2 separate regions of the Homo sapiens genome follow, and region 1 is linked to region 2. The links are chromatin loops, found by intact Hi-C in ENCODE. Cell type or tissue: HepG2. All regions are shown on one strand. Links, peaks and the distances in the headings refer to the core of each region. The heading gives the core; the rest is flanking DNA. Region 1 overlaps COL4A3 (collagen type IV alpha 3 chain). Region 2 overlaps COL4A3 (collagen type IV alpha 3 chain).

The links. Peaks named below come from ENCODE experiments on the same cell type or tissue, not always from the same donor. Only the 100,000 strongest peaks of a DNase experiment are listed, where the experiment ranks them.
Region 1: it touches region 2 in a loop (2.8-fold over the local background); 7 of 110 quality-filtered maps call a loop at or near these places.

The regions. Positions count from the first base shown.
Region 1 is chr2:227,309,476-227,314,860 of GRCh38, reverse strand. COL4A3 (collagen type IV alpha 3 chain) reads right to left here. Exons shown (of 52, transcript NM_000091.5): 51 at 3,913-4,085; 52 at 69-3,075. The coding sequence ends at 2,991. All of the region lies in intron 1 of MFF-DT (MFF divergent transcript), which reads left to right. Among named protein-coding and RNA genes, the nearest start is that of MFF-DT, 13 kb to the left of the region's middle. In HepG2, for the core only: no CTCF peak of the experiment used is centred there; DNase peaks (open chromatin) are centred at 1,350, 2,070, 2,810 and 3,870; H3K4me3 peaks cover 1,788 bases.
Region 2 is chr2:227,236,064-227,241,448 of GRCh38, reverse strand. It overlaps COL4A3 (collagen type IV alpha 3 chain), which reads right to left. Exons shown (of 52, transcript NM_000091.5): 2 at 3,425-3,481; 3 at 1,217-1,306. It overlaps MFF-DT (MFF divergent transcript), which reads left to right. Exons shown (of 14, transcript NR_102371.1): 10 at 3,275-3,363. Among named protein-coding and RNA genes, the nearest start is that of COL4A3, 74 kb to the right of the region's middle. In HepG2, for the core only: a CTCF peak has its summit at 2,997 (motif pointing right); a DNase peak (open chromatin) is centred at 2,998.

The sequences.
Region 1 (5,385 bases), core at 173-5,172, 73 kb before region 2:
ACAGTGAACATCTGTTATTCTTACAATCCAAAAAAAATTTATTTCCATTTTGAAAAAAAAGGACCAGCTCCAATTTAACAAATGTTTATTCTTAGGCAATATAATAAAATAATATTTTAGATATAATTACAGAAATATTAGTACATTAAAATATTATAATCTTGTCAGGATATAACAATATAAAATATTCAATATATTTTAAATATATTTCATTTGGTTATAGAGTAAATATTAAATTAAGTTTAGTCGCAGTAAGTTACATTTGATACATAGAGAATCTTTGTAAGTTAGCCATCAAGTTCAAATGTAAGCATTTTAATACTTTCATAAATAAGTTACTTAATAATGTTTATCTTGCTGAAAGACTTCTGAGAAATCTGTTATTTTAGCACGCTGTGAAATTCCAAAGTTGAAGCCCCAATTTTAAAGAAACAGTTTACATTTTATCTGTAATATTAAATCTTCATAATTGTATAAGCTACTCATAAGCTAAGTTATCTGGAAAATAATGCACATGAGCTATAATTTACTGCTAAGTAAAGTCTTAGAAGTGCAACTGAACAGCTGTTCATATGGCTTCATTGGAATTTCAGGTTTTAGCATCACTTGTCTTCCTCAGAAGTTAAATACTGGTAAGAGGGCATGAGAAGATGGAGGCCTGAGTGGAGGCCAGTGGTTTGACATTAGCACCAGTCTAGGGCTTTTACTTATGAGTAAAAGTAGATAACCTTAGAGTCACCTGTGAGTTTGAACTTTAAAAAGAGGCACGGATGGAGCAGTTGTAGCCAGCCGTACTTGGTAACTGCCTGCGGAGTTGTTGCTTGGGTATTTGTCTAGAACAGGTTTTCTCAGTATTTAGAGTACATCAGAATCATGTGGTGGGCTTGGTAAAACATAGATATTTCGGGCCCTCCCCCAAGAGTTTCTGATTGTGTAGGTCTGGAGTGGTCCCTAGAATCTGCATCTGTGACAAGTTCCCAGATGATGCTGATACTGCTCTTCCAGAGACCACACTTTGAGAACTACTGGCCTACAGAGGGTTTGTAGAGATTAGCTAGCTCTATATGCCGCTATAGTACACTTGGGACAATAAGACATTTTTAAAGCAGAAAAATTTGTTTGTTAAGTGAATCTAAATAAGTGAAATGCTGCACATCTTAGTTTAGATGTAAAAATGGCTTGACAGCAAACACGTGAGCAGTGAAGGATGTAAACCATGTGAGCCATGGCCATAGTCTGTGCTGTCCTCTGGGTCATGTTTTTCACTTACAAAGCAATTGAGATTGAAGCAGTAGCCTGAATTTAAATATCAGCACCACCAACTCCACCTAGGTAGATCAAAAAGCATCTTCAAAGCTTTGTCTCTTTGTGTCTGGACTCTAAGACTCATCAAATAGTGTTATCATCAAGTATAACACTAGTTTAATGTTTTGTAGATGTTGGTTTTTCTGCTATTATTCAGACCTTATCTTCTCTTAGCTTTTCTAAGAGAAACTAGAAGCCCTGAGTTTCCCTAGGCATAGACCTTATTTTTAACCTTTACTTGGGCCTGCTGAATTATCATGATGAAATATAACAGCAGTGAAAAGGAAGAAAAAACTAGAGGGGAGGGAAGCTACTTGTATATGTGAGATTATTAACAGAGCAATGAGTTACTTTTTCTGGGATATTAGATCAGAAACAAGTCTTTTTTTTCTCTTAGCATCTCTGTAGGTTAGTACAGTGCCTGGGACATGCTTGGTGCTGAATAAGATGATAGTTAAGTTGAATTAAGTAACCTTGGGAATGTATCAACACATTGAAAAGCAGGTTTTAAGACATACAGCGGCCAAGTTATACAGTTTGATACATTAAGATTTTTAAACAATGGACTCTTTCAGTATGGTTTGTAAGAACAACATATAACATAAAAAGTGTTGCTTTTTTTTTTTTTTACAAAGGAAGAATTAGAGAAGTAACAAAGGAATAAATCTGTAAAACCTAGAGTGATGACATATTCAGAGCAATGAGAAAATAGATTCCGAGTCTGATAAACCAACAAATGCCTTAAGTTCTTTCATGGATTATTGAACTGCTCCCTTACATAAGGTATGCACCGACATTTATGGAATGAGGATAAAGTGCACATTTCATAAGTAGTATTCTTGTTATTTGTGTGGGTATGCTGGTAAAACAGAAGTTAAAGTTATACATATTTCATAGTATGTATATAACAATATCATTTTAAAACTAATTCACTAAGGGGGAAAATTTTATATGCTTGGAATACAAGCAGATTTTAGAGCTACAGTGAAATGAATTCAATAAACAAACAAAAATCTTTAAAAACCAACAAAACAAAACAAAACCATACAGTATTTCCAAGGGTATTATGGTTCCATCAGGGAATCCCCCTTTTGCCGTTAGTAATGGGCATGTTTGAAACAGTCCTGGAAAATCCATGAACCTCAGTTCAGTTCTGTGTTCCATCAGGCCTTACGGTCCTCAGCAGGTCTGAAAATCCAGTTCTATACACAATGCTCCAGGATACCACATGCCCCCTTCTCTTCCCCTACCCAGGGTCTGAAGTTTCAGGAAGGGTTGGCGGGGCAATCAAACACTGATTTAGCCTCCCTGAGTCTTAAAGACAGAAAGAAGACAAATGTGGGAATCCAGCGGGCCAAATATTTCATAACTTGCAGCATTCAAACTTCATACAATCACCGTAGTGACAGTGCCTTGGATGTAAGTGGAATAGGTTTTTGGTGATATTTTGTGAATAGTTGCTGCTTTGCCACAGAGAACTTTGAAACAGCACAGATTAGAGACCCAGATCACAGAACTGACTTGAAAGAATTGCTTTGTTTTGTGGGGAAACAAATTGAAACTTTGTACTAAGTCATCATGGAGCAATATTGTTTGGTTAAAGAAAAATACCTAAATAACAGCATGTTCTGTCATTACTTTGTTCTTTAGGATGAAAAATAGCAGTTCTGCTGTCTTTTTTAGCTTCAGTGTCTTTTCTTCATGCACACCTGACAGCGACTTATTATTTTTTCTAATTCCCCAGCTTTCACAGTTGATGGAATAGGCTTTCTGAAATAAAAACAAACCAAAAAAATTCATTTATTTATGCATAAAAGGGAATTTTTGCTGAGTTTGTTTTATTAATGAATATTTTTGCTATTTTGAAATTTATTACAGGGTCGGGCGTGGTGGCTCACGCCTGTAATCCCAGCAATTTGGGAGGCTGAGGTGGGAGGATAAATTGAGGTCAGGAGTTTCAGACCAGCGGCCAACATGGTGAAACCCAATCTCTACTAAAAATACAAAAATGAGATGGGTGTCGTGGCATACGCCTGTAATCCCAGCTACTCGGGAGGCTGAGGCAGGAGAATCACTTAAACCTGGGAAGTGGAGGTTCTAGTGAGCCCAGGTCGCGCCACTGCACTCCAGCCTGGGCAACAGAGCGAGACTCCATCTCAAGAAAAAAAAAAAAAAGGAGAGAAATTTATTATATTAATGGACTATTTCTCTTTATGGAAGAAGTATATTTCTGAAAAGGTATATATGGTGGCATTTTATAATTTTAGTCATATTTCAGCAGCATTAAAGAAACATAGGCCTTGATGAAAACTTATAGATCATCTTTTTGGTAATAAAAACTACTCCCACCCTTTAAATTATCCACATTATTCACAAGTCTTTCAATACAGTAAATTCAGATGAGAGATCGTTTTGTGATTGTATCAAGTAATTTACTATAAATTCATATACAAATATTAAATGTGTTTAGTGATGACAAAACCCATATTTTGTCTTTATTGGCACAGTAGTACAAAATCATGGCTACTCGTTGACCCAAGAACACAGGCAACCTTTGAATAGTTCTGCAATTGAGTCATCAGATTAAGCTTGATGGTGAATAGTTACCTGAACATTCTTTCTGGGTTTAATGAAGCCAGCCAGAAACTGTAGGAATTTGAATAGTAGTTGCACGTTCCTCTTCCATGACATTCTAGAAATGGGCTGGCTCGGAATTCTTCCAGGCAGGAGCCAGGGGAGGCCAGTGCTTGCCCGGTGCCCTCAGAACCTGCACTTGTGAACTACCACAATTTTAAAAATCTGAATAAACACTCTGTCCATTGGGGTTCAAATTTTCAATTCTCTACTTTTTTTTTTGAATGAATGGGCAACTGTGAGTAAAGAAAGGGGAGGAATGATCATGAGCGATGCTACAGATTAGAAATAACCACCTATGTGGCCAGGCGCAGTGACTCACACCTGTAATCCCAGCTCGCTCTTTGGGAGGCCTAGGTGGGCAGATCACTTGAGGTCAGGAGTTTGAGGCCAGCCTGGCCAACATAGTGAAATCATGTCTGTACTAAAAATACAAAAAGTAGCCGGCATGGTGGCATGTGCCTGTAGTCCAAGCTACTCAGGAGGCTGAGGCAAGAGAATTGCTTGAACCCTGGAGGCAGAGATTGCAGTGAGCCAGAAGGCAGAGATTGTAGTGAGCCAGGAGGTGGAGATTGCAGTGAGCCAAGATTGCACCACTGCACTCCAGCCTGGGCGACAGAGGGAGATTCTGTCTCAAGAGACAAAGAAAAAGAAAAAAGAAAGAACCACCTGCGTGCAGCTATGACAGTCATCACAGTCACACATGGCCAATCCATAAACTTCTTCACTAGCATTTACATCTGAAAGCTTTTTCTTTAAAAGACTATTTTTCTTTGCTTTTATCTCCATATGAATGTCAAAAGGGGCACAGATTTTGGAGCAGATAGACCTGGGTTCAGATCCTAGCTTTTCCACTAAATAGTTGTAAGACCCTGGGGAAAGTACTTCATTCTTATTTGTAAAACTGTAAATGATAGAAATTACCTATGAGCGTTTTCATAAAAATTACAGAGAATGTATGTAAAGCAGTTATCTTATAAAAAATAGGCATTCCAGGCTGGGTGCAGTGACTCATGCCTGTAATCCCAGCACTTTGGGAGGCTGAGTTGGGCAGATCACTGGAGGTCAGGAGTTTGAGACCAGCCTGGGCAATATGGTGAAACCCAGTCTCTACTAAAAAAACAAAACAAACAAAAAACCAAAAATACAAAAATTAGCTGGGCATGGTAGCACAGACCTGCAATCTCAGCTACTCAGCAGGCCGAGGCAGGAGAATCACTTGAACCTGGGAGGCGGAGGTTGCAGTGAGCCAAAATCACTCCACTGCACTCCAGCCTGGGTGACAGAGCGAGAATCTGTCTCAAAAGATAAAAAAAATAATAAAAAGAGACATTCCATTATCAATAAAACGCAGCTACTATTCACCTAAATTTCATAATAGAATTTGTAGGTAATCTCCTCCTGAGAAGTCTTTTTTAGTACTCCATTATTTACCAAAAGTAAAAA
Region 2 (5,385 bases), core at 132-5,131:
TCCTGCCTCAGCCTCCCAGAGCAATGGGATTACAGGCATGAGCCACTGTGTCTGGCCTCTAATACATATTCTAATATATTATGAAATTTGTAAAAGACCTGTATAGATCAATTATAATCATTTTTCATAGCTTATTAGTTGGTTTATAGCTTGCTGGAGGTCAGTAGTCAGGGGAATGAATGTGTGGGTGCGTGAGAAGCCAGGCTTAAGTCTAGCTAATGTCCACAGCAGGAAAGAGTACTCAGCAAATCCAGTGGTTATTCAGTTATTTAGTAAATCCTCTATGGTATTTATTTAAACAAAGCCCTTTGCTGTATCACAGACTTTAGGATAAGAATGTGTGATGAGTGTGAAGGGTCATAGACTCGGGATGTTTAAGGGACCAGAAGGAAAAGAGAAACCCACAAAGGAAGGGAAGGATAGAGAGACAGGAGAAATACAGAAAGAAAGACAGACAAGTGTTTCAAGGAGAGGAGAGCGATCCACACAATTTGAAACTAAGCAGAGGGGTTCAGGTCAGATTAAGACACAAAAGTATGTATTGGCATTGGCCACTTGAAGGTCATTGGTGATCTTTGCTGGAGTGTTTTCAGAGGAGAGGTGGTAGAAGGCAAATTATTGCTAAGGACTGAATAGTAGATGAACTACAGGCAGCATGTTTGACTATTCTTTTAAGAAGTTTGACAGAGAAAGGAAAGTCAGGGAGAAGATAGCAATCCTTTGGTCACAAGACCTAAAAGATGGAGAGGAAGTTTTGTATTATCATGGAAAATATTTGCATGTTTAAGAACTGAAAGAGAAAAGCCAATAACAAAAGAAAAGTTGGAATGTCCGGAGAGAGGGGAGGCACCTCGTGGAACAAGGAATCCCAAAGATGGGGCACAGGTGGTTGGACAGGTCTTGAATAGAAGCAAAAAGAGCTCTGAGTTTTCACTGTAGGAGGAATAGAGGTAGGAACAGATGCAGATGTAGACACTGTAGGTTAGGGAGGGAGATGAACTGGAGCCACAGACTTGAAGCTAATGATGATCATTTGCAATAGTCTTGGAGCAGGTTGCGGTTCTATGTGGCCCACTAATACCGGAAACCAGGAGTTCACCATGCACCTAGCAGTTGGCTAAGATGTGGAATTCTCTCCAGGTTTGCAGCAGCCAGGGGGTAGGCAGGAAGAGGGTTAGGTGGGTTGGGGATTTTCCAAGCTTGCAGGATGACATACCTTGGGTCCCTGCGGTCCAGGCAAGCCTTCAGGACCTGTGAATCCTTTCTGGCCAGGAGAACCGGGGGGTCCAGGAAAGCCCTTCTCCCCCTGTTAAAACCAAAACGAGGTGAGAAACACACAGAGCAGCAACTATCCCACAATAAACACACCAATAACCATTATGTTCTCTTGTTTATGACTTCATGGTGACTCTTTGCATGTTTTTTCCTTGGATTAAAAAAATCATAATTAGCACTCAGGAGTGACTACATAGGCAACCAGAAAGCTACCAGTTGTTAGTATTTGTCTATAGGCTTGAAAGTGGTGGCTCTTGGTCTTGTAGAAACTTGACTTTCTCCCAAATGGTAGGGCTATGTAGAGCAGAGCTTAAGGGAGACGGAATAAAAAATGAAAGGGAAAGCCCAGGTAGAAGCATCAAGGTTAGTGGAGTGTTTGTTGTGGGATGGAGAGACAGTGAGGGTCAGGTGCAAGAAGGTGCCTGGGGAGTGTGCATAATTACTATGTAGCTTGAAAGAACGCCACCAGGCAGGTTATGAGTCTGAGCCCTTTCTTTAATACACAGGAGTTAGTAATTTAATCTGTTATTTGTGTAGGAGATGCAGGAAAGGTAGCAAGGGTGGCATAACCAAAAAGGTGTGAGCTCAGTAATGTTCTAGAAGGAGTCAGATAATATTAGGGGAAAGTACCTAGTAAAAGTGAGTGAAAGTACTTTAAGCCCAAGGCTTGACACAGTTCTACCAACAAATAATTTTTCCATGGATTTGTATCTTGGAATTACGTTTGTCCCTCAGTGTCGGTGGGGGATTGGTTCCAGGACCTTCCCCCCACACGAAAACCTGTGGATTCTTAAGTCCCTTATACAAAATGGCATCGTATTTGCATATAACCTAGAACATCCTTCCATATACCTTAAATCTCTAGGTGACTTATAATACCTAATACAATGCAAATGCTTTGCAAATGGTTGTTATACTGCATTTTTTTATTTGTATTATCTTTAATTGTTGTATTATTTTTTATTATATCCCCCCCTCCCCGAAGTATTTTCAGTATGCCATTGGTTGATTCTGAGGATTCAGAAACCGTGGATAAGGAGGGCCGACTGTACTCTTCAACAGTAAAGGCCACCGGCTGATTTGGTTAATTGGGTCAATTTAGTTACACAATTGGCAAATTAAAACAAAAAAGAACAAGTCAGCTATTTTACATTGTGTGTGTGCACACACACTCAACAAGAAGAGAAATAAAAGAATGTGCTAGACCCCTCTCGCTACTCAGTTACTTTTATACACCCTACAGTAGCATCTTGCAAATAATAGAAACTCAATAAATGCTTCTTGAATGCAAGGAGAATCACAGAGAAAGTGCTTCTCAATGGGAACCTGAATTAGAATACATTCACAGATTCAAGAAAAAACCTAAATCCAACTACATGTGAATTATGAAATAATTTAAAATAAGTATAATTATTATAATTAGCATACACATTATATAGAAATTAGTTTAGATAAAGAGCTTAAATATGTTCTTAAAATATTTTAAAATAGTCATCCTTCAATGTTGTTAAACAATTAATTAGTGTCTCTGAGGAAAGGGTTTGGTAAACAAAGAAAAAAACTTTAGTTCTGCCTCTATCTTAATTATCACAAATTGCAAGTTAATGGAGCGAATTAATGAGATTTCACGGCATTCCTTTTTTTCTTGAATTCTGCAATGGAGCTACTTCCCTCTGCTAAGTTTTGCCTCAACCAGTGTGCTGCTGTGGGATTTCTCCACCAGGGGGCGAACTTGAACCAATGCTGCAGGACAAAAATCTGTGAATTTCAATGTTTATTTTCTGTCAAAGTGAATGAATCAAATCGTTTTCAGTTCTTCTCTTGTGTTTAGCAACATTGTAAATAGTGTATACATATGGAGACTTGTCATAAACTTTCTTTTTCTTTTTCTCATTTGCTACTTATTCTTTACAGACCGAGAGAGTTGTAATTTAATTGCCATTGTATATACAAGGTATCTGAAGCTTCCTAGATGACTTTTTTCTTTTTTTTTTTTTAGGTTAATGTTTATATACAATTACTTTAACATTGGATTTGGGAAATGGAACAACATACTGCGGATCTTTCTGCTACCGATGAAAGAAGAAGGTTGAGTTTTACCTTCTAGAGCTTTACAGTGTAAACAAGCAGTATTAGGGTTTGTTTTTACCTTCTCCCCTTTGGCCCCGTCACAGAAGCACTGGCCTTTGTCTTTACAGACACAACCCTAGGAAGAGGGAAAGAGAAAGGGTTTTGTTTAGAAACAGCTGAATAAATCCCAACCGGCAGGGTAAAAGCAAATGCATTTCTCTGTTCTTCGAGTATTGGACACTATCTGTTAGGAGCCAGGTGACCTTGTAGCAATATATCAATAGAAATATATCAATATATGAATAGCAATAAAGTAGAAAACTGAGAACATGTTGCATAAGGGAGAAATGTCGGATAAGAATACATCATTTGTATTGTACTTGGGAATTTTAAGTGTTAAAGTAATGGCCGTTTTTGCCATTACTTTTAATTACCTTTGTACCAACCTAATAATTTATATATGGAAACGACAAAGCTATCCTTTTTTTCAGGATAATATCTAATTGAATCATAAGAAATTGCTGCTGTCATAGTTAAAAAGTGGTCAAATACTGGCAAATTCTTAGGTTCTACATAATGTTCATATATGTGTATGTGTATATATGTATAATGTATACATGTATATGTACCTTTTATGTAGAACACAATGTATTTGGTTAGTGCCATTACTTGGACAATTTTTTTGCCATTACTTTCAATGGCAAAAGCCACAATAACTTTTGCACCAACCTTATATATATTTGTGTAGATTAATATGCAATATATTCCATAGGTGATATTAAGGTTTTCTTTGACTTAAATAATGTTTAAGACTGGGAAGAGGATCAATACCCATTACACATCTTTAAAGAGAACAAACTAACTCATTAATGCTAGTATCAGAATGTTCTTTCTTTTTTTATTCTCAAATATTTTGAACAACAGAATGTTCTTTCTTATAAAACCAAAACCAAAACAAAAAATTCAGCTGTGAGTTAGACATACCTTATCCTACCTAACTAGTCACTGTGACACACTTACCCCCCAGCCCTCACACCTATGCACATTCCAGCTCCAATGGACATCAAATTTTTAAAACTTTTCTCTGCCAGCAGAGGAACAAATAAAGAAATAGTTTCAAATAATAGACTTAAAATGTGTTTTGGCTGGGCACAGTGGCTCATGCCTGTCATCCCAGCACTTTGGGAGGCCGAGGCAGGCAGGTCACTTGAGGTCAGGAGTTTGAGACCAACCTGGCCAACCTGATGAAACCCCATCTCAACTAAAAAATATAAAAATCAGCTGGGTGTGGTGGTGGGCTCCTGTAATTCCAGCTACTCCAGAGGCTGAGGCAGGAGAATGGCTTGAACCCAGGAGGTGGAGGTTGCAGTGAGCTGAGATCATGCCACTGCACTCCAGCCAGGGTGACAGAGTGAGACTCTGTCTCAAAAAAAGAAAAAATGTGTTTTGACATATATGCTGCATATTATATGGTTACATATTAATCCTTTGCTTTATTATTTTTTCTTCAGGTTAATATTAACTGAAAATTAATTTGCTTTCTCCAGAAAATATGTTGATGGCAGAGGCCAGGCAAATCTAGGAGATATACTGGATGGTTAGTAGGGAAAATAAAAAAAGAAATGCTAGATATTCCTAAGGTGGAGAATTCTACTTATGCAACCAAAACAAAAAAACCCACACAAACAAGAGTATCTTTAACTGAATATCTTTCCTTAGTCTTGGGCAGTAGGCCTTGCTGTCATTCCAGGAAGGGAGCACACAGTAATTTTGAGGCATTCATCATTTGACACTCATCATGTTCATATACACTGCAGTTTATAGGAATGGAAAGTAACTACTGGGTATCTACCCAGAGGAAAATAAGTCATTATACGAAAAATACACTTGCACACTCATATTTATAACAGGACTATTCGCAATTGCAAAAATCTGGAACCAGCCCAGATGCCCATCAATCAATGAGTGGATAAAGACAATGTGGTATATATACCATGGAATGCTACTCAGCCATAAAAAGGAATGAAATAGGCTGGGCAC